Linked DNA regions of Homo sapiens: region 1 is linked to region 2. The links are chromatin loops, found by intact Hi-C in ENCODE. Cell type or tissue: OCI-LY7. All regions are shown on one strand. Each heading gives the region's core, and the rest is flanking DNA. Links, peaks and the distances in the headings are about the cores only. Region 1 overlaps LOC105378005 (a long non-coding RNA gene). Region 2 has its middle 110 kb from the start of ARG1.

Region 1 (12,917 bases), core at 3,227-11,226, 92 kb before region 2:
GGCCTGCAGAGCAGCCTGTTGTATGCCTTGCAAAAATACTTGGTAGACAATTTATTTTTTCTCATACAAATGCACTGACCACTTAAGTTACGGTAGAGCCAATTTTGATGTCTTCAGGTATGTAGGGAAGCATGTCTGGAGCTTGAGATGCCTGGCAATGCATATTTACATTTACTAAATTTAAATTATTAATTTATTTATGATTTAATAGCATTTGTAGATCAGTGCCCTAGGCAGCTCTAGAGCCAACTTCGCCTAGAACTGGCTCTGTTGCAACATATGAGGTTGGCAAATCTGGCTAAAACACATCGAAGGTGACTATTTCCCGAGGAATTCTTTGTCCATGAGGGGACTTCCAAACCATGCCTGATTCACTTCACATCCACCTAAGCTGGAAGTCCTACACTCCTGGCCTGAGCAGAGGGAAATGCTTTGGAGACAGAAATTTAGACAGAGGAAGCCATTCGGAAGGAGACTCCAAGAAGCAATACTTTATTTTTGTCATTTAGATCTAGAAAAAGCCTTGACAAATATGAATGAGGTAATTTTAATGAAAGTTTGTGGTGACAAAAAATAATGAGAAAACCCAAATCATGAAAGAATATAAATGAATCAATTTTATATGGCACAGATCAGAGTGTTTTCATAGTCATTTAATAGAATTGGGAGCTGTTTTAGAGTCAACTAATCCAGGCTCCTTGTTCTGAGCCTAGAGAGGGGCTGTGCTTGACAATTAATTAATTGATTGCTAAACAGTGGCCAAACCAAAACAAAGACCAGGTGTCACAGCTTCCAGCCCAGGGCTTTTTCTACCATATGTCATGTGAAATTATTCTTTAGTTCTATTCTTTTAGAGAATTCCTTTAAGACTCAGCTTTATAAAAATGCAACTTGGCTTCAAATTATAAAACTTTTGGGCCAGGCGCGATGGCTCATGCCTGCAATCCCAGCACTTTGGTAAGCAGAGGCAGGTGAATCACTTGAGGCCAGGAGTTCCAGACCAGCCTGGCCAACATGATGAAAGCCGACCTCCACTAAAAATACAAATCAATTAGCCAGGCGTGGTGGCGTGCCCTGTACTCCTAGCTACCAGGGAGAGGCAGGGGAATTGCTTGAACCCAGGAGGCGGAGGTTGCAGTGAGCCGAGATCGTGCCACTGCACTCCAGCCTGGGTGACAGAACGAGATTCCATCTCAAAAAAACAAAACAAAACAAAACAAAAACAAATTATAAAACTTTTTAAGTAGGGAAGGAGAATATAAAGAGAATAACTCAGATGTGTGCATTTGTGTATCCGTGCTTTTTTTCCAGATGTTTTCATTCTTGCCATGGTTTGAGGCTTCTATTGGATCCCTAGAGTACATCAGCTGACCTCGAGGATGAAGCCTGTCCCTGAACTCATTCATTCAACAAATATTTATTAAGCACTTACTGTGTGCCAGGTAGCATGCAAGGTACTGGGATTACAGACAATTAAGAGATGATTTTTGCTCCAAAGGGGCTTAGTTTGGTTGGGGAAAATTACAGGTAATCAGATACATTACAATGGTGGTATAGTTGGTGCTGTAATAGTGGAATAATATGAACAGAGGGCTCTAGACTCTAAATTAAAAAACTGTGACTTCACGAGATCAAAAGAATTCCTTGCAGAATTACCATTTGAAACAATCTACGAACCTGAGTAGTAGTTTATCAGGCAAGTTGGGGAGAGACCTTCCAGGCATGAGGAAGTGCACATGGGGTGGTATTCAGAGTATGGCTGGGTCAGAAGGCAGGAAAAAGTTGGTAAGGTGGGAAGAGAGGGAAGAGATAGGGCTTGGAGCCAGCTCTGGAAGGTTCCTAGGCTGTTTGCTGGAGAGTGCTTTTCCAAAGGAAGATTTTACGATGAAGGTAAAAATACATGCAATACAACATTCCATCACAGGTTGTGCCATGTGCCTGTTCCTGAACCAGTCACTGTTGGAAGGGGATCTGGCTCTTTGAAGGAGATTCAGCTCCTTTCTAACCACATGAAAATGATTCCCCTTGATAAAGAAGTGCCTTATTAATAGAAGAAGTGTTGAGGAAGGAAGGGGGTCTTATTAGGTGTCCACTATGTGAGGTAGTGCCAGTAACCTAAGTATTAACTATGCAATATAGATGATAAATGCAAAACAAAAAAAGGAATAATGATGGGACTGCCATCAGAGTTTCCAGAGAAGGTGGGTGATGACACATACTAGGGTAATATGAAATCCTGTTAATAATAGATGAAACAAAGCCTAATTCTAAAGTAAATCTCCTTTTCAGAAAACTCACACTCTACTTACAGAGACTAATTTTTTATGACATTTGCTTTTAGTGGTAATTGCAGTGACTAGACCAGTCCAACATGCAGCTATTAGGAATGAAATATTCTTTTTTGAACAAACACTTAGTCTGGAGTCTAAAAGTCAAAGTTGTTATAGCAATATCTCTTTAGATAATAACTACAGAGGCTAATCATTCATCCATAGTTAATGGAGATTTTAATTAGGCAGCATAATTTCTGAAAACAAGGAGAAAAAGAAACACAAAAACCAGTAGTTCCTGAATATGAGAGTCAGTTCTCTCATCACCAATGTGATGGGTACCAAATTTATCACAAAAATAATTCCTCCTGACATTTGCATCATGCTTTTATGCTGTCATGTACTAACTCAGTTGATCTTTAGACCATTCCCAGAAAGCAGGCATCATTATAATCATCTATATTTTATAGATAAGAACACTGAGGCAAAGACAGGTCACACAGTTAATGAAAGGATGACTCTAATTCTCCCACTAGTGTTTTTCCATAGAAGAACACATGCTCAGCTGGGCACAGTAGCTCATGCCTGTAATCCCAGCACTTTGGGAGGCTGAGTTGGGCCGGTCACTTGAGGTCAGGAGTTCGAGATCAGCCTGGCCAACATGGTGAAACCACGTCTCTACTAAAAATACAAAAATTATCTGAGTGTGGTGGCACATGCCTGTAGTCCCACCTACTCAGGAGGGTGAGGGAGGAGAGTTGCTTGAACCTGGGAGACGGAGGTTGCAGTGAGCCGAGATGGTGCCACTGCACTCCAGCCTGGGGACAGAGCAAGACTCCATCTCAATAATAATAATAATAATAATAATAATAATAATAATCCTGCCTCCACCACCTACTATGTAATTTAAGTCTTTTTCACTTTGATTTCCTAGCTGTAAAAAGGTGATGATCATACCTAATATGAGTAGAGTATTAAAAATTATCTTTCTCCTTAGCTATTCTTTGTGAGTTCTCTCTCCTGTACTGTGTGTATGTCCTTAAGTTTAGCCTTGAGGCCGAAGTGAGGAAGAAGGAAGGCACTGTGCCTGTCCTCCTGGCATGAGCCTAGTGGAGGAAGTTCATCTGGATAGAAAAGGGAAAGGAACCCCATCTCTACTAAAAATACAAAAATTAGCCGGGCATGGTGGCGTGCGCCTGTAATCCCAGCTACTCAGGAGACTGAGGCAGGAGAATCGCTTGAACCTGGGTGGCGGAGGTTGCAGTGAGCCGAGATTGTGCCACTGCCCCCCAGCCTGGGGGACAGAAGTGAGACTCCATCTCCAAAAAAAAAAAAAGATGGAAAGGAAAGCACAGCCTTCACCTTCTGGCTTGAGGGGTAAAAATGAAAAACGGAAGTGGTAGCAAAGAAAAGGAGCAGAGTTCGAGTTTTCTCCTTCAACCTGCTCTGGCATCTATTCAAGGGGAAGTGATGTGAGTGAGCCCAGCAACAGAAGGTCTTCTGCTTCTATTTACGCTCAGGCTCTAAAGGAAATCTCTCCTGCAGGCTGGTCCAGCCCTGTGCTGAGTAGCCACATCAAAAAAGCTTGGTGCACAGTGTGATTAGCCACCAGACAGAGAAGGATCCAGTATATCTCCCTGAGACCCCTTGGTTGCCCATGGCAGGGCAAGACCTGTCTGGGAATATGCTAGTGTCTCAGTGACTGTGCTCCAGGTGGACAGAAAGACCTGGAAGATGCACAGGGGTCAGAGTCCAAGGTTTCAATTTGGAAATTTTAAGTCTAATTGAGGGCTTTTGCCTTTCTCCATGAATACATATTGCTGATTTTGTTAATTCATTTAGCATCTAGGATTTTCTTTGGCAAATTTATTTTGCAGTCATTATGTCTTCACTCTAAAAGCAAAGAATTCCATAATGTCTTTCAGAAGCATTAACTAGTGTGGGATAAATATGAGGTTATAAGTCAGTGCAAAGAAAACAGTTTCTTTCCAACCAGTTTAATGCTTATTTCCTATGAAATGCTGCTGTTTCTTAAAACAAAACAAAACAAAAAGTAGTCACAGTACTGCCACTTGCTCATGTGGCTCTGCATTGTGCCCTAAGAGGTGTTGTACCCAGGTCCCCATGGGAATGGTTTGCAGTTAGGCTGACACAATCACCAATTCAGAGGTCCAAACAATTACCAGCAGCACTGAACTTGAAACACAATGTAAACATTGACTTACAGACAATATTTAAACCTGCATTTCTTTCCAGACTTCACCTTAACAAAATATGTTCTCTTCAGCCAGACACTGTCATTCACAGAAACGAAAAACTCCTTTGAGACACACTCTGTCCTCCCACATGTTCATGTAAGGAGGAGTTTCTCAGCCCCAGCGCCATGACTATTTTGGGCTAGATAATTCTTTGTGGTAGGGAGCTGGTCTGCATGGAAGGGTGTTTAGTAGCAGCCTTGAACTTTATTCACTGGATGCCAGTAGCAATCATCGAAATGGTTCCAGACAGTACCAGATGTCCCCCTGAGTGGGGCAGGGGGAAGGCAGAATCACTCCTGGTTGAGAATCAGAGGTGTGCACCCTCATCTGCCTGCTCTTGGTCTACATACAGTATGTCCCAGTTAAGTACTAGGTATTATTTATGTAAGAGTGATTTATTTTAAGCAATAATACCCTTTCAGAAATTGCTAACAACTTTGTAACTATATGACAACTTGGTGATCAAAAGTCTACCTTAAAAAAAAGTTGAGGCCGGGCACATTGGCCCACACACTTTGGGAGGTTGAGGTGGGAGGATTGCTTGAGCCAAGGAGTTTGAGACCAGCTTGGGCAACAAAACAAGACTCCATCTCTACAAAAATAAAAATGAAAAAATTAGTTGGGTATAGTGGTGCATGCCTGTCATCCCAGATACTCGGAAGGCTGAGGTGGCAGGGTCACTTGAGCCCAGAAGATTGGCTGTAATGAGCCATGATTGTACCACTGCACTCCAGCCTGGGTGACAGAACCAGATCCCATTTCATTAAAAAAAAAAAAAAAAAAAAAAAAGTTGTTCACTGTCTTCCTCTTGGGGGGCCTAGTCCCTTCCCTTTCTTGGCCCAGCCTTAGCCCTACTCCAGGTTCAGTCGGCAGTTCAGGGGTGCTTGGCTAGTGGGTGGTTGTAGGTGTGGAAGCCTGTGAGGGAGTCGGTGGAGAAAGAAGGGGGCAAAGTCCTGGCCTCTGGCAAAGTCCATATTTGCTTCATTCTCTGTAGAATTCAGTTAATTATCAGTATAATTACCATGATAATCAAGGCCTTCAAAAACTTCAGTTAATCCTTAGAAACTATCCCATCTGTTTACTCCAGTATGCTAGGCAAAGTCTATCATTTTTAACGTGTGCCATGGCAAGAAAAAGTTTTGGGAATCATTGAAGTACCTATTCAGAAGGACTTCCTTAGCTCTCAGAGAGCTAGGTGCAGTGCGAGTTTAAAATGCAGGCTCCTGGCTGGGTGTGGTGGCTCATGCCTGTAATCCTAGCACTTTGGGAGTCCGAGGCCGGTGGATCACCTGAGCTCAGGAGTTCGAGACCAGCCTGACCAACATGGCAAAACCCGGTCTCTACTAAAAAAAAAAAAAATACAAAAATTAGCCGGGCATGGTGGCGGGTGCCTGTAATCCCAGCTACTTAGGAAGCTGAGGCAGCATAATTGCTTGAACCTGGGAAGGCAGAGGTTGCAGTGGGCCGGGATGGCACCATTGTACTCCAGCCTGGGAGACAAGAGCAAAACTCCATCTTAAAAAATAAAATAAAATAAAATAAAATGCAGGCTCCTGGCTCTCATGCCAGACCAATTGCATCAAAGTCTCATAGTTTGGAGACCTGGAAATCTGCATCTTAAAAATTATTACATTATAGTTTTTTAATATTATGAAAAAAGTATTCCTACTTTTCCTTCGCAGTCTAGAGCTCAAAACTGAAAACACGGGAGAGTAACAAGCAAAAAGACTTTTCCTTAGGGGTTTCTCTACATCCAGTTTCTAATGGGTTACTTGCTCACAAGCAGCAGCAGAATTACTGTCTATTTCCTCCCCAGTCCGCTGGAGGGCTTCGTTATTTTCCTGTTAAAATCCAAAAAGATGGGGACTCTTATCCAGAAATGACATTTTGATTATTTGACTGAATTTCCCCCCAAAATCAATACCCTGGGCTGTATACATCTGCAGCCTTTTAATCTTTTTTTTTCTGAAAATCAATATGCTGGGCTCAACTAGTTAAAAAATGAGAACTGAAACAAACAGCTGGATTCATTTAAGACATTTCCTTTTCATTTCAACCTGAAATAAACTTTTCAGCAGATTGTCTTTGTGGCAGTTGGAGGCCAACATAAATTTCAACAGTGGGTTGCTTGCCTTTAAGAAACCAAGACTTCCTGGTGCTCCTGCCAACAAAGCCTTCCTCGGGAGTTGGCAGGCGCTCTGCAAAGCACCAGGCTCTGTCAGTGTGCACAGAAGGGGGACGCCTGCTTTCGGAGAAGATGTGACCAATTCAGATATAGCCTGGCAGGAGGACTCTGAGGACATGGCTCACAAGTTGTTACCTGATATCATATCCTGCTACTCAGCATGGCCCCCTGCCCAATTCCTCATTGTTCCTCTCTATTGTATACCTCCTACTTGGGCAATAGCAGAGAACTAATTTTTTAAAGGGAAAAAAAAAAAAAGGTGAGAACATGCTGTGAAAATCTCTATTGACTGTGCAAAAGCAGTGTTTGTCCTCGTTTCTCAAACCTCAGCTTTTGTTCAGGTTTATAATTTTCTCAGTGGGAACAAAGCTGCCTAGATTGCCAAAGGATTTTTGCCCTGAATCCAATGCAGGTATGCCCGTGACTCTATCTATGGATACCACCCAACAAAGTGAGATAAAAAAACACAGACGAGCAGGGTGATCATTGTGCTTGTTAACTTATTCAACAAATATGTATACTGGATATCGGTTGTGGGTCAGACTCTGTGTTGGATGCTGGAGACACAATGGAAAACAAAAGAGACGGGATCTCCACCCTCACTGGGCTCATTGATGTTAATCAGACAATTGCTCAAATAGACACAAAAGCCCCTGTGAGAGGGGCCATGAAGAAGGGGTGCAAGAGATTGTGGGAACTGTCTTCAGGGATTTGGCCTGGCCGGGAGGTCAGGAAAGGCCTCCCGAGAAAATGAGGACTGATTGAGAGCTGCAGGGTAGGAAAAGGAGAAAGGAATAGGGGGGTAGTAGCATTTGTTTGACAGAGAAAAGTGAGTGTTTCCCTGTGGTGGGGATTGCATGATGGCATGCCACCTTTGAGGAACAAGGTGTAAGTGGTTGGGATACAGAGAGCCAATGAGGCTGTGACCAGAAACGAGACTAGAGTCAGACCCAAGGGCCAGACCATGCAGGTCCTGGTTTAGCGTTAGGTCTTTGTCCTATGAGCAGTGAGCATATATATCATCAATAGGTTTTTGCAGCAGTGTGGTAGGACCAAATTTGTTTTAGATCTTAGAGGAGAGGCCAAATTTACCTCTACCCTCTTAGAGTTTTTCAGCTGAGCCTGCAAATTAAACTGACATAAGACCGATACACAGAAAAGCATACACGTTTATTTAATATAAGTTTTATGTGATATGGGAGTGCTTCATAGGGAAATGAAAACCCAACGTGGCACAACCTAAATGCTTTTATACTAGCTTGAATAAAGTGGCAATTGTGGAACAATAACTAAACTATGTGGAAAGGCTAAAGGAAGATATGAATGAGTTTAACAAGGTCTGTTTTACAAAATTTCCTCACTTTCAACTTCCTGTCCTTGGTAAGAATGTTATTTTCCTCCTGGTAAAAGAATTGCACATATGGGGGTTTTGGCTCTTGCTTTTGGGAAGAAAAATGTAGGGTCAGAGCATTTGTACCTGCTGCTTTTATTTTTATGTGCCTTTAGCTCAAAATATTCCTTATGCCAAAGTGGCATACTTCGAGGTGGCATATTCTGCCACCCTTCAATCATTCTCTGCTTATGAGCTGAAACCTGGGCTCCATGACTTCCTGGCATGCCATTCGATGCACATTTGAAAGCAGAAGGTATCCGTGTGAGGTAAATCGAATATGTCACCCAAAAATATGCTTCTTTGGGATAAAAAATTTTAAGCTAAAGAAGCAGCAACTGGAGGAAAAGCACTCTATATACGCCCCCTTTTTTGTCTAAAGACAGGATATAAATTATTTTTTACTGGAGACAACTGTAGACCCTTAGGAGCTCAGAGACAGCACCAGAGGAATCAGTAAACCAACCTTATTGCATTAGTTTTCTCCATCTGTTTACCGTCCTACAGTTTCCCACCTTGGAAGACTAAATCTACTTTCCTTCATCCTGTTATTTTTCTACAAATGTATTTTCTTTATTGAAGATGATATATAAGTGGAATTTGAAACCATTTTGAGTTACTTTTCACTGAGGTGTCTCTTGAATAATGTGTTATGATGCACGTTAATAAACTAATAAACTTGCTAATAAACTTGTTTGTTTTTTTCTTGTTAATGGGTCTTTTGATACAGGGTTCTTTCCCATCTAAGATCTAAGATTGGGAGAGGTAAATTTTAACTTCTCCTGCACTTGTTAGTGCTTTAGTTAATTATCTATTCTAGACTTGGAGTAACTAGGATAAAAGTGTCCTTTAAAAAATAAAATTCAGAAATATTGATAGCCAATATGTTGAGTTCTCTCACTGACCTCAGCAGATGAAATGAACTGATGTGTCAACTCATTAAGGAAATTACTTGGATCTTGGTGTAGGCGGGCACATACTCTACATGCAATGTTAACTAAAGATGGACAGCTAATGAGATTGTTTCCTAGGTCGTTGTTGAAAATAGGGTCGTTGCAGATGTAATTAGTTAAGGATATTGAGATAAATTAATCCTGGATTTAAGGTGGGCCCTAAATCCAAAGACTGATGTCTTTATAAGAGAAAGGAGAGACAGGACACAGAGAGACACAGACAGAAGAAGGCCGTTTGAAGACAAGAGGCAGAGGTTGGAATGATGCTGTTGCAAGCGAAGGAATGCTAGAAGGCACCAGAAGCTGAGAAAGGAAAGGAAAGATTCTCCCCCAGAGCCTTTGGAGAGACCCTGCTGACACCTCAGTTTTGGACTTCTGAGCTCCTAAACTGAGACAGAATACATTTCTGTGTTTTAAGGCACCAAATTTGTGGTAATTTGTTATGGCAGCCATGAAAAACGAATTCGGGGTGCAAATGGGCTCCCACCTCCAAGACTACACTACAATTATTGAAAATTTTTAGACCGGCAAGGAAACATTACAAAACAGCTTTGTTGGTACAATTTTAAGTTTTTACATAGTTTTCTTTTCTAAGTAAAACAAAAGTAAGTTTCTCATGGTTCATATTGCCTGCCTTAGTATTTGACAGAGGAGTTTTACATATTTGTCATAGATTAAAAAAGAAACAAACACCAAATCCTCTTTATTTTAAACCTAAAGTAATGGACAACTTTTGGTTCAAACTGCACAGGTAATTTAAAATAAATTGTATTGCATTAACTAATATGAATGCCGTTTTGAGACCATGTTAAATTAATGTAAATCTTGTTAAAGATCAAGTGAGCAGACAAACAAAAATGACAACGGTCACTCTGGCTGCAACAAGGAACACAGATTGGAAGGAGTCAAGGCCGGAGACAAAAGTCTGCACTGGAAGGAGTTAAGGGTTTTAGCGTGTTTGCGGGTTGGGGGAATTCAGGTTCTGTGTGCAGGGAGAAGCCCAGTTGGGGGTGGCCTGGATCCTGAATAGAGTACGGGGTCTGTTTGTGACATGAACAAGACCCAGAGCCCGGAGAGAGTGAGGCTGCTTCAGGTAAGCGGACCAAGACAAAGAGCATCTCCTGAGGGACCATGGCAGCCTGGATACCAAGGGTCTTTTTTTTTTTCTGTTTTAATTTTTAAATTTTGTGGGTACATAGTAGATGTATATATTTATGGGGTAGATGGGAAATTTTCATTCAGGTATGGAATGTGTGATAATCACATCAGGGTAAATGGGGTGCCCATCGCCTCAAGCATTTATCTTTTGTGTTATGAGCAATACGATTATACTCTTTCAGTTATTATTTTTAAATGAACACTAAATTATTATTGACCATAGTCACAAAGGGTCTTTTTTCAGGCATCGTTCTCTGGGCTCAGTGCTCCATTTAATTTAGTTTAGAAAAGTAAAATAATTTGAATTTTAATAATAGTGACTTGCATATACCCAACATTATAGAGCCCCATCATATTGGCTATGTAAAGCTTTTTGTGAAGTTTACACTTTTGGGATGAGACTCTAAATAAACTTCTTAGCACAGACATACACATAAAAGGAGGTAATCACTGGTTTAGGCTCAGGACATTCTCCACTAATGATTCCACCAGTCATAATTGCTTCTGCTTCCTCCCACTCTGTTTTTTCTGGCTTCCCTCATTGTGGCCGTGTGTCCTTTCTGCCCTGTTTTGTTGCTCATCGGCTCCTCTTCCAGATGGTCAGTTCCCTAAAGGCAAGTTGTAGGAGAGCTGATCACTGCCCTCTCAGTCACCTTTGTAGATCCGGAGTTCATCAGTTAAGTTAAACCTACATAGATGCTTGCAATCACATAGTGTATCCGTGGAAGGGGGCACGAGAAACTGATGGTGACATTGTATCTGGGGAGGAGATCTGACTGGCTGGGGTCCAGGGTGAAAAGATGCTTCTCTCACTCTATATGTTTTGAATGCCTTAATTTCTTTTAAGTGTATGTATTGCTTTTACTCTAAAAAGTAAATAAATACTAAGCAAATAGCAGAGATACCATTTCAAGATAGGCATTTATTCCATGCTTCAACCAGGTGACCCAAATTCCTATAACTTTTTCATAAAGTACCATTTCCCAACCATTTTATATACATTTACTCATTTAGTTCTTATAGCAACCACATGTAGTAAATGCTACTATTATCCTCATTCTACAGATGATGAAACTGAGGCACAGAAAGATTAAACAACTTGCCGAAGGTTTCAGAGCTATTAAATAGCAGCATCGGGGTGAGATCTCAGACAGTCTGAGTCCAGAGCCTGCACTCTTGGCCACCATAGACTGCCTCGCCTGTGACTGCTCTGCATGGTTCTGCAGTTGTTTCATAGCTTTCCTTTGTTCTTTGATTCCATGGCTAGGAACATCTGGGTAAGTTTGTTGGAATGGAATCTCCAAGAGTGTGTTTTACCTGAGGGACTAATGGTCCTCTTGAGAAAGAAGGCAAAGGAGGAGAGGGAAGAGCCGAGCTTGGTTAAATGAATGCCTCAGGTCTGTCTCTCAGATTACCTTCCAGATTGGCCCCTGGGGCATTGTGCCTTAGACATTTGGTGAGCAGGCTGTGATGTATTGCCTGCTAAACTGAAAAGGGCTGCGACAGGGGAAGCACTTGCACCTCTATCAGTTGCAGGAGATGGTGATGGAAGGGTAGGAAGATGCGACACCCAGTGTTGGAGTCTCTCTGCTCAGCACCAGCCCTAGTTGCTTTGACTTGGGCATGGTGGGTGTCAGCAGCGAAGCTGATCTCAACAGCAAAGTTGCAACGTTTCCTATCATCAGTGACAAGACCTGCTCTATTGTGAAGCAGAACAGGCAGAGTCAAATGGCGACTGCCGTAGCTAAGGGAATTAGCTTGGGAAAGTACATGAAATACTTGTGGGAATTCCTGGAGATACTTGGAAGGAATTTCAGGGAGACTGAGTGACTGCAGGACAAGTTGCTGTGGAATCAGAAAGCTGAGTACGGTGGCTCATGCCTGTAATCCCAGCACTTTGGAAGGCCAAGCCAGGTGGTTCACCTGAGGTCAGCAGTTCGAGACCAGCCTGGCCAACATGGCACCATGACCAACATGGCAAAACCTTGTCTGTACTAAAAAACCAAAAATGAGCTGGGTGTGGTGGCGTGCGCCTGTAATCCCAGCTACTCAGGAGGTTGAGGAAGGAGAATTGTTTGAACCTGGGAGGTGGAGGTTGCAGTGAGTCGAGATCGCACCACTGCACTCCAGCCTGGGTGACAGAGTGAGACTCCATCTAACAAACAAACAAATAAAAAACCAAGGAATCAGAGAAATACTCTTTGTCTCTGACCTTGCTCCTAGGTTGTTGTGGTCTGATTTACTTAGGCTCAAGCATGCATCTAGCTTTTATAGAGCCTGAATATTATACAATTTGGGAGGCCCTTGTCAAGGATAGAAAATTATGAACATAAAATCAGGTACAGGGCCTTGGGAGAGGCCCAGGCAAGAGCTACACTAGTTTCAGCACATTCACATCTGTAGAGGTAGGAAGTGTCAATAATACCTGAATGTATACCACATCATGGATTCCTCAACCTGCTTCGCTCAGCTATGGGTTTTGAAAGAGTCTCTTTCTGAGAAAGAAAACAAAATAACATAAAACATAACTTAATGTAAGAGTCAAAGTTGCAAATGGTGTTCTTTGTCACAAAGCTTCAGTGTGTTGAGTAGTGTGGAAACTATTGTAACTGCCACCTCCAGCAGAAATGTGTCCCTAACATCATCTTACAATTGAAGGTGGAAGTATCTTCTGCTGAGTAGCAGATTGAAGGTCATGCCAAG
Region 2 (12,917 bases), core at 2,573-10,572:
GCTCTCTCCAAATGTACTTATATTAATCCTGGAGAAGATACCTATTAACCCTGTTTGTCTTATGCCAACTGTAATTCAATTTCTGTGCCCAGGAGAATGAAGCATTGTCACTGGTCATCTTGGATCAGGAATTCTAAGACAATTGAAATTCTTAAGATCCACACCAGGACTTCTGAGTCAGAATAGCTGTGAAAGAGTCCCAGGAGTATGAATTTTTAAGAGCTGCTAAAGTGATTCTTATTGAAGGTGTGCACAGATTGTGTTTTGAGAAACACCACAAGCTCCAGACCTGGCTTGAACAGAATGTTGCCTAAGAAGAGTCAGGTTTGCACCCTGACAGTCTTGGTGAATTGGAAAATGTTTGGATGGACTTGAATAGACTTGGGTGGTCAAATCTGGACTGAATTACATTCTTAGATATATAACCAGGCAACTCACATGTCAGTCTTCTGTGTACAGTGTGTGGAGCCTGCTTCCTGTGTTATCCACTACTTGTTACATCAGATCTCAGTTTTCTGCGTTCAATCCTTTCATGCCGTTTCAGATCCCTAATGGTGCATTTCCAAAAATGCTACACTGTGCCTGCCCACCTAAACCCTCACAGTCTCTCTGCCTCACCTTTTTGCTGCCACACAATCTACCTGTCAATATCTCCGAAGCCAGCCTGCTTTGTGACTCTTTAATCTCATGCTTTACACTTCTGAACCTGGGCTACAGGCCTGGAATATATTTTCGTGTACTACTCAATAGCACTGTCCTAAGGTGAAAGGCAAACTGGGCATTTAAAGAGTCCACAATTGCAGGAGAAATAGAAATTGTCACTCTTTTTCAGGATAAAACATCTCATATAAAGAACGTGAGAATAAAGACTCACCAGACCTCAACTTCCAAAGCCACACTTGGATAAAAATAGAAAAAAGACTGCAAATGCCATGCTAAATTCTCTATATGTTTGGTCTTTCATCATTTTTCAGCTCTATTTAGCTATAATTGACAAATAAAAATTAAACATATTTAAGGTGTATCGTGATGTTTTGATAGTTGTTTACATTCTGAAATGATTAGTACAATCAAGCTAATTAATGTATCTATCACCTCAACATCTCACATTTTTTGGTGTGTGGTGAGAACACTTAAATTCTACTCTCTTAGCAAATTTCAAGTACTGCATACAATTCATTGCTATTATCTGTAGTCACCATGCTGTACATTAAATCTCTAGAACTCACCCTATAATGGCAAGTACTTGTTAACCAAGCTGCCATCTTGGGAGAAAGAAGACCCAAAACTGACCTGCAATCTAAAAAGAAAATGACTCCACTTATGAGAACCCTGATGGGGTCAACGCAGCACATATTGTAAGTGGGACAATGAATGAAATGGTGTCAGGGCTTCGTGACCTCACACCATCAGAATATGTTTCACCAGGCAATGGGCAGGCTCTCAGAATGCTACCAAATATGTGTTGAAAAGAGGTTTGAGCAATTGCTCTTATGTGAGAATGCTGTGAAAACACAGCTTTTTTCAGCTTCTAACTTTTCTGGATATTAAACTCACTCTGCTATACTTTGCATATTCTTCTCTTCTTTCTAGTTGTTGGGCTGGTGCCAGAGGATAAGTTATGAGAGCTCTCACCCAAATCATTTAAGGACCTTTATTCTATACTTTGTTCCTGACAGTTAAGTGACATTTTTTTTCAAAGGACTTAAATTAGCAAGATACTACTTGGGGATTATCTTATCCTATATTATCCTGCTTTTCTCCTCCCTGTATTCTCTCTGTTGAAATTGATCTTAAATCTGGCCCTCCTTGCCTCTGGAGAGGAAAAGGCAGGATAAATTCAGAAATTCTAGCTTTTATTTTCCAAATCCTAAACTCTGGAGGGAGGAACAAATTTGTGGACTCAGGTAAAGAAACCTTTATACGCATGGCGGGTAAAGGATTCAACAAGATAAGAAATATTCTCCAGGGCCCAGGGCTGTGAAGAAAGAGCTGCCAGAGAGACAGAAAGACCTCTGAGGGTCCGTGGGTCCCAAGAGCAGAAGGGACTAAGGCTTGGCCTTTTATGGCAAGACCATGGAGACCAAGGTTTTGTGGGTTCTCTAACCAGGGTCATAAATCCAACGTGCCTAGTTTCTTGGTAGGTGACATAAACATGGGAATCGGGTTTGGAGTGATGCAACTGAGAGACCAGTAGGGCTGGTGCAAAACTCTGGAGTGTGTGTCCTTCCGGAAGGCAATCCAATTCCACATTTAAGACTACTGGCTGGGCGCTGTAGCTCACACCTGTAATCTCAGCACTTTGAAAGGCCATGGTGGGAGGGTCATTTGAGCCCAGGAGTTTGAGACCAGCTTGGGCAACATAATGAGACCCCATCTCTATTTCTCAAAAACACAAAACAAAATAAAACAAAGTAAATTTTAAAATAAAACTACTGCGTGGGTGAATAAAATGGATCTTTTGTACCTGAAAAAGTTTTGATTTATGTTCCAGGAGCCACACTGAGCGGGACAATGTGTATTTAGTCTGAACAGATTATTAAAGTCCAGGGGCCCCCAGTGCCTAGATGTCATATAAGCTGCCAAACATCATTGCTAACTCAGTGTGGAATGGGAAGGATGGAAGCTTTGCAATGACCCATAGACATTTCAGGATGAGGCTTAAAACAGAGATTGCATTGAGTTATCAAAAATTTCAAAAGCTGTGGTACACCTGTTGTGGGCTGTTACTCCTGTCACCAGAGATATGTCCAGGATAGCTTTAGCTTTGACAGTGTAAATCCTGGTGCTACTAATAACCAGCCATGTGATCTCAGAAAAGTTATTATATTTCACATCTCAAGCCTCAATTTCCTAATCTATGAAAGGGGAACAAGAGTAACACCCTCTTAAAATGTTGCTGGATTAACTGGGACATTTTAAGTCAAAAACCTAGAACAATGCTTGTCTCCTAATAAGCAGGCACTCAGATTGTAACTCTTGGTACCAATAATGCTGATGCCTTGTGCTTAGAGAGAATTTGGTGAAATAGTAATTGTGAACTTTCCTTGTATCAATATTCAAGATGTCAATACATTAATTCTCTTGTCCCTTGAGATCGTTTCCCGTCTAGCTCCTTGCAGGTTCATGTAAAAACACTCCTACAGACTCTCCATAGGCTCTCCAGACATCTCAGACTCCCTTGAATCTTAGGTTTAACACAGCTTAGGACTAAGCTGGGGTTCTTACTACAAATTCTGATAAACTTGGGCTTCAATCTACAGGCTAGAGGAAATAATAAAGTTTCACTGAAACTTAATCAAGGCATGTCTATGTGGTGCTAAGTGGCTGTGGTCTACATGTGTAGTCTTTTGAGATCCTAATTTGATTCAAGTCCAAAAGTTAGAATATCCACAGAAGTGGAAGAATAGATATTCCTTATACCAAAAACTTTACAGCACACATAAGCCTGTGTGTGTGTGTGTGTGTGTGTGTGTGTGTGTGTTTCTTTGAGACAGGATCTCACTCTGTCACCCAGGCTGGAGTGCAGTGGCGCAGCCTTGGCTCACTGCAACCTCCGCCTCTTGGGTTCAAGCTATTCTCCTGCCTCAGCCTCCTGCAAACCTGGGATTACAGGTGCCCATCACCACACCCTGCTAATTTTTGTATTTTGGTAGAGATGGGGTTTTGCCAAGATGTCCAGCTTCCATCCTTCCCATTCCACACTGAGTTAGCAATGATGTTTGGCAGCTTATATGACATCCAGGCACTGGGGGCCCCTGGACTTTAATAATCTGTTCAGGCTAAATACACATTGTCCCACTCAGTTTGGCTCCTGGAACATAAACCAAAGCTTTTTCAGGTACAAAAGATCCATTTTATTCACCCACACAGTAGTTTTATTTTTAAATTTATTTTGTTTTTGAGAAATAGAGATGGGGTCTCATTATGTTGCCCATGCTGGTCTCAAACTCCTGGGCTCAAATGATCCTTGACAGGGTCTTGAACTTCTGGGCTCAAATGATCCTCAATGGGGTCTTGAACTCCTGCCCTCAAGTGATCCATCCACCTCAGCCTCCCAAAGTGCTGGGATTACAGGGGTGAGACACCACTCCCAGCCTGTGTTCTTTAAAGTTCCACCTGAGTCTCTTCCCTTATTCTTGATTAGAGACGAAGTAGGTCTGTCCTTTCATCTCTTCCTGGGGGAGGTATCTAATTCTGTGCCTTCAGTTTCCATCTTAAAAAGTTATAGTGTAATCAAAATCATTCCCATCTTTCCATTTTTTCAACTCACACATCCTGTCTTCAAGCCTTCTCACGTCTTCATGTCAGCATCTTTTAAACCTGATCATGTTCCCACCTTGCCATTGCCCCAAACAACAAACTTCAGATTCCAATTATCTCTCACTGAGATCTGAGGTCACCTCTGGCTGGGCTTCTTGTCTCTCATCTTGGCTCCCTCTAATCCCTGTTGCAGCCAGATTGATTTTTAAAACAGAGGTCAGCAATTTCTGAAAAGGGCCAGATCATAGTTATTTTAGACTTTGCAGGCCCCATGTTCTCTGTTGTAACTATTCAAATCTACAAGTTGTAGCACTAAATCAGCCATAGACAATATGTAAATAAATGGGCACAGATGGGACTCAATAAAACTGGTTACAAAACAGGCAGCAGACCAGATTTGGTTCTGGAGGCCATAGTTTGCACATCTCTGTTGTAATATAAATCTGGTCATATTCTTATTGCCTTTAAGATAAATGACTTATTATTGAAAACAGCTTATAAGCCCAGCCAGACCTCTTAGCATCTACCTCCATCACAAACTCAGCTCTAGCTCTACTGGAAGATTTGCATTACTGCCTTGTATTTTGACCCACAGCTAAGTAGGCCTGCTTGAGACCGACATTCTAAATAATACAAGTTTGACCAGGCGTGGTGGCTCACACTTGTAATCCCAGCACTTTGGAAAGGCAAGGCGGGTGGATCATCTGAGGTCAGGAGTTTGAGACCAGCCTGGCCAACATGGTGAAACCCCACCTCTACTAAAAAAAAAATTAAAAATTAACCAAGAATGGTGGCGCGTGCCTGTAATCCCAGCTACTCAGGACGCTGAGGGAGGAGAGTCGCTTGAACCCAGGAGGCAGAGGTTGCAGTGAGCCGAGATCATGCCACCACACTCTAGCCTGGGTGACAGAGTAAGACTCTGTCTCAAAAAAATTAAAAAAAAAAAAAAAGGACAGGTTTAAGAGGCATAAAGTGAGGTAGGTCGAATTATAGCTCTATCCTTAGTAAAACTGCGGTCTTAGGCAAGCCTCAGTTTCTTTATTTGTGAAAGTAAATAATTACATTGTCTGGAGATAATATTATCTGCCTCTTACATAATTCATTTGCTTAAACATAAGTGGCATAGTGGAATAAAAACACTCATAAACTGTAAAGTGTTGTATAAATATCCTTCTTGCCTAAGTAGGCTTGGCCAGTCCTCACCTCTCCCTTGTCCCTGTTCATGCTGTCTCAGCTGGTGCTCTCTCTGTTCTTTCTCTCCACGGCTATCTGCTTTTTGGCAGTACAGAACAGCTGCAGCCAGCTCAGCGGCGCCCCCAGAGGGTTCAGTCCTCCTATGCCCTCCTTCAACTGACCTACTTGTTCCTTTTTCAGAGCAGGCCCCTCCCATTTTCCTACTCAGCCTCAAATCTGGTGATGGGAGTCCCGACCCCAGCTCTAGCCCCATTTCTGGAGCAATTTCTCATTCTCATGAGGACTAACTGGAAATTATTTTCTCTCTCTCTCTCTCTCTCTCTCTCTCTCTCTCTCTCTCTCTCTGTGTGTGTGTGTGTGTGTGGTGTGTGTGTATGTGTTGACAGAGGTGGTGATAGACAAAGAAAAAATTAGGTTACACACTATTTCTGGCTCTCCCTGGTTCCCTCACTGTCTCAGGGAAGGAAGAGCACATTTTCCAATAGAGGAATTATGGAATGAGCAGATGTAGTAAGTAAAAACAAGTCACATCGATGCATAATTTATAGATCATATATTCCCTCTGTGAGCCTGGGGATTATTTCCACCTATTTGCAGCGCCAGAATGAGGTCCATACTTAAACATCAAATACGACCTTATATTCTTTTATTTGCTTTTTTTAAAAGCTGTTTTATACCTTCTAACTTTGGGTCTTTAAAAAATTCTCTGACTCATTCAAGCTGCTTAATGCACCGTACTGAAATTTCCGACAGGCATCAAAAGCACAGGGAACTAATCTTCCACATCCTTTAAAGAAACAGCAGCTCTCACATCTGGGCACGGGGATCAACTACGCAGGAGGACACTATAAAAGAAAATGCCAAGGCACAAGGCACAGATGTTTTTTCTTTGCTGCCTGGAACTAGATGAAGTTACTTTTTAATGACAGAGAACTAGAAAATGCACTTTTAAAATACTTTATACAAGATTCACTTTTTGGGTTACAAAATTACTAAAAGTATGACAGGTGTTTACATAAATAACATTTATCTACTGTGAGAGGTACTTCTTACAAAGCATCCTTTGTTTACATGTAAATTTCACATTGTAACATTTTCACAGAGGAGGAAGTTCTGTAGGGGTTTCTGTAATTGATTTTCATTTCAAACTTGATTAGAAATTCACTCAATTGTCCTAATTATTCTTTTTTCATGTTTGAAAAACTTTCTATATTCCTTTATGTGAATTAATTGGCTATAGGAAAGCTTCTAGACCCTGCATTATGCCAAATAATATATATATCCTAAATATTATGTTAAATACTAAATTGTAAAACATGTGGCTACCCAATCTATTATTAGAATTCCTGAGCAACTTGAAAAAAAAGCTATGATCCTTTTAAGTTTCTGAATGGATATAGAGGCTTCATTATTAAGCAGATATAAAAAACATGCACGTATCTGACAAAGCCAAAAATGTATAAGGCAAACATTTATGGAATTAAAGGAAGAAATAGATAGTTCTACAATGATTATTGAATACTTCTATACCCTACTTTCTGTAATGGACAGAACAACTAGACAGAACAGAAATAAGGAAATTGAGGACCTGAACAACACTATAAACTATACCTAAAATATATATATAAAATATTTCAACCCAGACCAGCAGAAAACATATTTGTCTCAAGTGCACATGGGACATTCTCCAGGATAGACCATATGTTAGAACACAAAACAAGTCTCAACAAATTTCACAAGTTTGCAATTACCATGAGTAATCAATAACAGAGGAAAACTGGAAAATTCACAGATTTGAGGAAAGTAAATAAAATACTCTTAGCACAACTCAACCCATAACAAGAAGGATTGTTGTTTTTTTTCCCTCAATTCCAGTTAGAAAGCAAACTGGAGAATAACTCTTATGGCCCAATTGTAGATCAGGTGATGCCCTTGGGCCAGTCAGCTGTGGCCAAGGTAGTGGATCTGCAAGAAGATGGTGAGTCCTGTTATAACAACACCATGGAGTCTGGATGATTTCCCACAGCAAGTAGGGGATCTGCACAGACAATATCCTAGACCCACACACTGATAGTGGTTTGTATAAAGTCAAAAGAATTCAGAGGAAGTGAATATTTGAGACACATGTGGAGAAAAGGGAGGCTGGTGAGATAAGAGAAGGTGTCATCTGTTGCTCCGCTGGGCTAGGGGAAGATTTGAGCTGGACTGCCTGGGAAGTGTGAGTCTCCGCACCTGCCAGTGAACCTGAGAGTGGGTGTATCCAAATGTGTTATTAGAAAGACATGGCCTGAGCTAAACATTGACAGTTGAAGTACAGAGGAAAATGAGTTGAGGAACCTAGGGAAAATATGAGAAGCAAAGAGGCACAGCTTAGATAAACACTAGAGTTGGGACTGTTGCCTGGGAAAATATATGTCCATATTTCTAGGTGCATACTTCTAGATGCATATGGGAATGAGAGGCTACTTCCAATAGAGAGACCCAGAACAGGAGTGGATGGTGGAGAGGAAGCTAGAAAGAGTAGTACCTGGAAAGTCTAGGGAGTCAGGAGTCTCAGAAGAACATGGTATCATGTTAAGAGAAAGATCAAAATATAGACTCGAATTTGAACCAGTTGGAGTTTGGTGTTAGCACTTTCCAATAAATGGGGAGAGAGAGGAGGAACAGAGAGTGCAGAACTAGATTGAAGGAAATTGAAGAGAAAATGGAAGGAGAGCAAGTGAAGATAGAATGCTTTTTCAGGAGGCTTAACTGGGACTTGGAGGAGAAAGAATAATAAATCAGGGACAAGGAATGAGGAAAACTGGGAGAGCAAGTCAGTAAGTGCTTGGTTCAGGATGGAATGTGGATGAATGTGTAGAAAAAGCAATGTGACTGGATGGTCTTGCATTTCGAGGACTGGTCAAGGATTACAGAGGTATGGCCATGCGCTTGGCCTCTGGAGTCAGGCTGCCTGGGCTCCAAACCCAGGCCTGTCACTTTCTAACTGTGCAACTTCAGGCCTATTTCTTAGCCTTTCCTTTTCTGAGTTTTCTCACCTCTAAAAAGAAGATAAAGACAAAGCTTACCACATGTGGTTGTTGTGAAGACTAAAGGAACTCATATTTGTAAAATGTTTAACATAGTACCTGGAGCAAAATGAAGACCCATTAAATATAAACAAGCCATTATTATTGTTATTGTTTATCATCATCATTACTGTAAACAGACCTCAGGGTTTCAAATGTAACTCTGGGAATGTTGCGTAAGTGATCATTCAGGCAAAGTCCCCAGTAGACTGTAGATTTTGTTGAAGACTGAGTAGGCAACATGGTAGTGTGCCCCTGAAGAAATCCTCATGCACGTCAAAAATCAAGGATGAACACTGAGAATCTTAACAGCGGTTGGTGTTTATAGTGTTTCTATATGTTAGAAACTATGATGAAGGCCTCATTTGAATACATTTACATAAAATTCTCTCTCTGTCCTCTATCCATCTATCTCCATCCTCTATTTCATCTATCACACATGTCCTAAGAATTTATTTATAGTTTCACGTTTACACTTCTTGTGTAATCTTTTCAATCTGATTTAATTGTGGGATATACGTGAAATAAAAATATTTCATTTCTAACACCTAGAACTTACTTTCCTCCTCTACATTTCAATTCACCTCTTCAAAACTCACACCTTTAAAATGCATATAAGGCCAGGTGTGGTGGATCCCACCTGTAATCCCAGCACTTTGGGAGGCTGAGGTGGGCAGATCATGAGGTCAGAAGTTTGAGACCAGCCTGGCCAACATGGTGAAACCCCGTCTCTACTAAAAATACAAAAATTAGCCAGGTGTGGTGATGCATGCCTATAATCCCAACTACTTGGGATGCTGAGGCAGGGGAATGGCTTGAACCTGGGAGGTGGAGGTGGCAGTGAGCTGAGATCAACCACTGCACTCCAGCCTGTGTGACAGAGTGAGACTCTGTCTCAAAATAAATAAATAAATAAAAATTAAAATAAAATAAAGTGCAAATCAGATGTTTCTATCCGTTGACCCTTTTCTATTTCAGCACTGCTACAGTTAATCTATCCATATAATATCCATATAATATGTCAATCTGCACCTCTCTAAACTTTTATTATTATTATTATTATTTTTTGAGACTAAATCTCACTCTGTCACCCAGGCTGGAGTGCAGTGGCACAATGTCAACTCACCGCAACCTCTGCCTCCTGGGTTCAAGTGATTTTTCTGGCCTCAGCCTCCTGAGTAGCTGAGATTACAGGTGTGTACCACCACGCCCAGCTAATTTTTGTATTTTTAGTAGAGACAGGGTTTTACCATACTGGCCAGGCTGGTCTCGAACTCCTGACTTCAAGTGATCTACCCGCCTCGGCCTCCCAAAGTGCTGGGATTACAGGCATGAGCCACCGCGCCCGGCCCTTAATGGTTCTTTGCATTGTACTTCTGTTCCATGTGCGTATCATATTTTTCACATTGCAAGTTCCCTGGGGAGAGGATTCTCTCTATTTCTTGTGCAACCTCTCAGAATCTATTACAATGTTCTGCAAACACACATCAGATCATACTGAATAAGTGTAAATGAAATGTATCAAAAGTAAGCCCAATAGGTTTAGGGAACGAGAATTAGTAAAAACTGGCTTTTTCCTTACACCCAATTTTTGCCTTCTCATTCTCTCATGGTTTTAACAATATCCTCTTCTTAAAAAGAAGGGTTTATATTGTCATTGTCACTTAAAGGGGAAGACCAACAGGCCCCTTTCTCCCTTCATGTGACCTCCCTGAACATGGTTTGCAGAGTTGCTCCTCCACTTCCTTGGAGGCGGTGGAGCAGTCCAAGGGAGAGTGAATGCTCAAAGTTCCCGAGTGGTTCAGCACTGACAGGTGCTGGGTAGTTTTCCAGGCAGAATATTATTTTATTCAGAAACTGCTGAGCTTGTCTCTGTTGCTGATAATTAATAGATTCTTCTTCACTCTTGTTCAGGGAGAATTTCCCTTTTTTCTTGCCCTTGGCAGTCATCAGTCATACTTCTTAACAACAGCTCTCAGATAAATCACCAGGAGAGAAAGAGTTAGAATAGCTCTTAGCAAACTATGGCAGGAGGAAATTCTTTTGGAAGGACTTGAAATTAGGAAATATATTAGCTTTAAATAATGTTTGGTCCTATTTTGAGAAACTTAGTGAGATATTTTCAAACATTTTAAGTGTATTTATTAACTATATATATAATTTCATTTTTATTTTTATTTATTTATTTTAGTTTTGGAGGCAGAGTCTTGCTCTGTCGCCGAGGCTGGAGTGAAGTGGTGCAATCTCGGCTCCCTGCAACCTCTGCCTCCCAGGTTCAAACAATCCTCATGCATCAGTCTTCCGAGTAACTGGGACTACAGGTGCCCACAACCATGCTCAGCTAATTTTTTGTATTTTTAGTAGAGACGGGGTCTCACCATGTTGCTCAGGCTGGTCTCAAACTCCTGAGCTCAGGCAATCCACCATCTCAGTCTCCCAAAGTGCTAGGATTACAGGTGTGAGCCACCGTGACCAGCCTATAATTTCATTTTTAATACAGAAACTGACAACTAAAAAACTCAGAGTACTTTAAAAGTATAAAATATTAAACGTAATATTGGAGAAACAAGTTCTCTTAAATGTGCTAAAACTGTAAACTTAGTAAGATTTCACTTTGAAATCACAAGTCTAAATTAATTACTCAATTATACATTTTAGATTAGAATTACAGTATGAATCTGTTGCTCTAACTGGCTAAATTCTTATAAACAAGTACATAAAAATGAAAGATGTGCAATATTAACACCAACATTAATATTGTGGTTTTGATTTACTTACACATTTCTCTATTTAATTCTAAATCTTTATAGAGTTGAAAGATGTTTAACCATCCAGGGAATAATTACACCATCACAAAAATTTTGAAGGATATTGTCTCATGGAATACCATCTTATGGAATTCCACTTGAAATTTCATAAGAATGGGGGATTTTGGTTGGGACAGATTGGATTCTTTTTGATAGGGCACTGATGGGATATGTTTGCTCTATTATATTAGGATCCTCCGAAAAGGGTGGTTTGATGGCAATCATAGTGAACATTCCGGTGTTCAGTTTCTATATTAGCCAATTCTTTTTCTACTCACAGAGTATGAGGTCCTGCACTCAGCAGCATCATAAATCACTCTCTTATATTCTTTTTATTATTTCAGGGATTGTTGGCAGAAGGATCTTACTCCAGCTACATAATGGACTATTACAAAACTCAGTGGCTTAAAAAACCATTTTATTATATCTCACAATATTGTGGGTCAGGTATTTGGACAGAAACTGCTGAGCTTGTCTCTGTTGCTGGTTCATTAGCTGATTCATTGTTTTGTTCTATCAGATGACTTCTGTTAATACCACATGGAATAGAAGAATCACCCAACTGAACCCTGTGCCATTCCTGGCCCACAAAACTGTGAAATACAATAAAATGTTTTGAAGGGTCCAATGTGGCTTCACTGTTTTGTACTTTAGGGGGATGGTTGGAAGGCTGAGCCTAGCAGGGATGGTCAATTGAAATGCCTACATGTGACCTTCCTAGCAGTATGACCTCAGGGTATTCAAACTTCTTACCTGGCTACCCAGGGCACTAAGAGAAAGTGTTCCTGTCAATGAGTGGGCTGTCTGGCCTTTAATGATGGAACCTCAGAAGTCTCTTCCACTACAATTGATTGGTCAAAGAGTCACAAGCCCCAATCATATTCAAGAGAAAACATAGACCCCTCTTTTCTGTGGCAGAAGTGTCAATGAATATATGATTGTGTTTTAAAACTGTGACAAAGCCCTGAAGACATTTAAAGATCTTTCCATATACGAAGGTTAATACTGAACTCTTACTTTTCACCATACACAAAAATCAACTCGAGATGGATTAAAGACTTAAATGTAAGACCTACAATGTAAAAACCCTAGAAGAAAACCCAGGACATCCCATTCTGGACATAGGCCTTGGCAAAGATTTTATGACAAAATCTCCAAAAGCAATTGCAACAGAAGCAACAATTTATAAATGGGATCTAATTAAATGAAAAAGCTCTGCACAGCAAAAGAAACTACCAACAGACTAAACAGACAACCTACAGGATGGGAGAAAATATTTGCAAACTGTGAATCTGACAAAGGTTTAATATCAAGAATCTATAAGAAATTTAAACAAATCAACAAACAAAAAACAAACAACTCCATTAAAAAATGGGCAAAGGACATGAACAGACACTTCTCAAAAGAAGACATACATGCAGCCAAAAAGCATATGAAAAAATGCTCAGCATCACTAATTAGAGAGGGGCAAACCAAGACCATACTGGGATACCATCTCACACCAGTCAGAATGACTATTACTAAAAAGTCAGAAAAGAACAGATGTTGGCAAGGTTGTAGAGAAAAGAGAGCACTTACACACTGT

The links. Peaks named below come from ENCODE experiments on the same cell type or tissue, not always from the same donor. Only the 100,000 strongest peaks of a DNase experiment are listed, where the experiment ranks them.
Region 1: it touches region 2 in a loop (4-fold over the local background); 2 of 110 quality-filtered maps call a loop at or near these places.

Annotation. Positions count from the first base shown.
Region 1 is chr6:131,361,942-131,374,858 of GRCh38, forward strand. All of the region lies in intron 3 of LOC105378005 (a long non-coding RNA gene), which reads right to left. Among named protein-coding and RNA genes, the nearest start is that of ARG1, 200 kb to the right of the region's middle. In OCI-LY7, for the core only: CTCF peaks have their summits at 6,320 and 6,523; DNase peaks (open chromatin) are centred at 3,750, 4,430 and 6,630; H3K4me3 peaks cover 2,297 bases; H3K27ac peaks cover 5,045 bases.
Region 2 is chr6:131,454,560-131,467,476 of GRCh38, forward strand. No RefSeq gene overlaps it. Among named protein-coding and RNA genes, the nearest start is that of ARG1, 110 kb to the right of the region's middle. In OCI-LY7, for the core only: CTCF peaks have their summits at 5,595 and 5,801; a DNase peak (open chromatin) is centred at 5,572.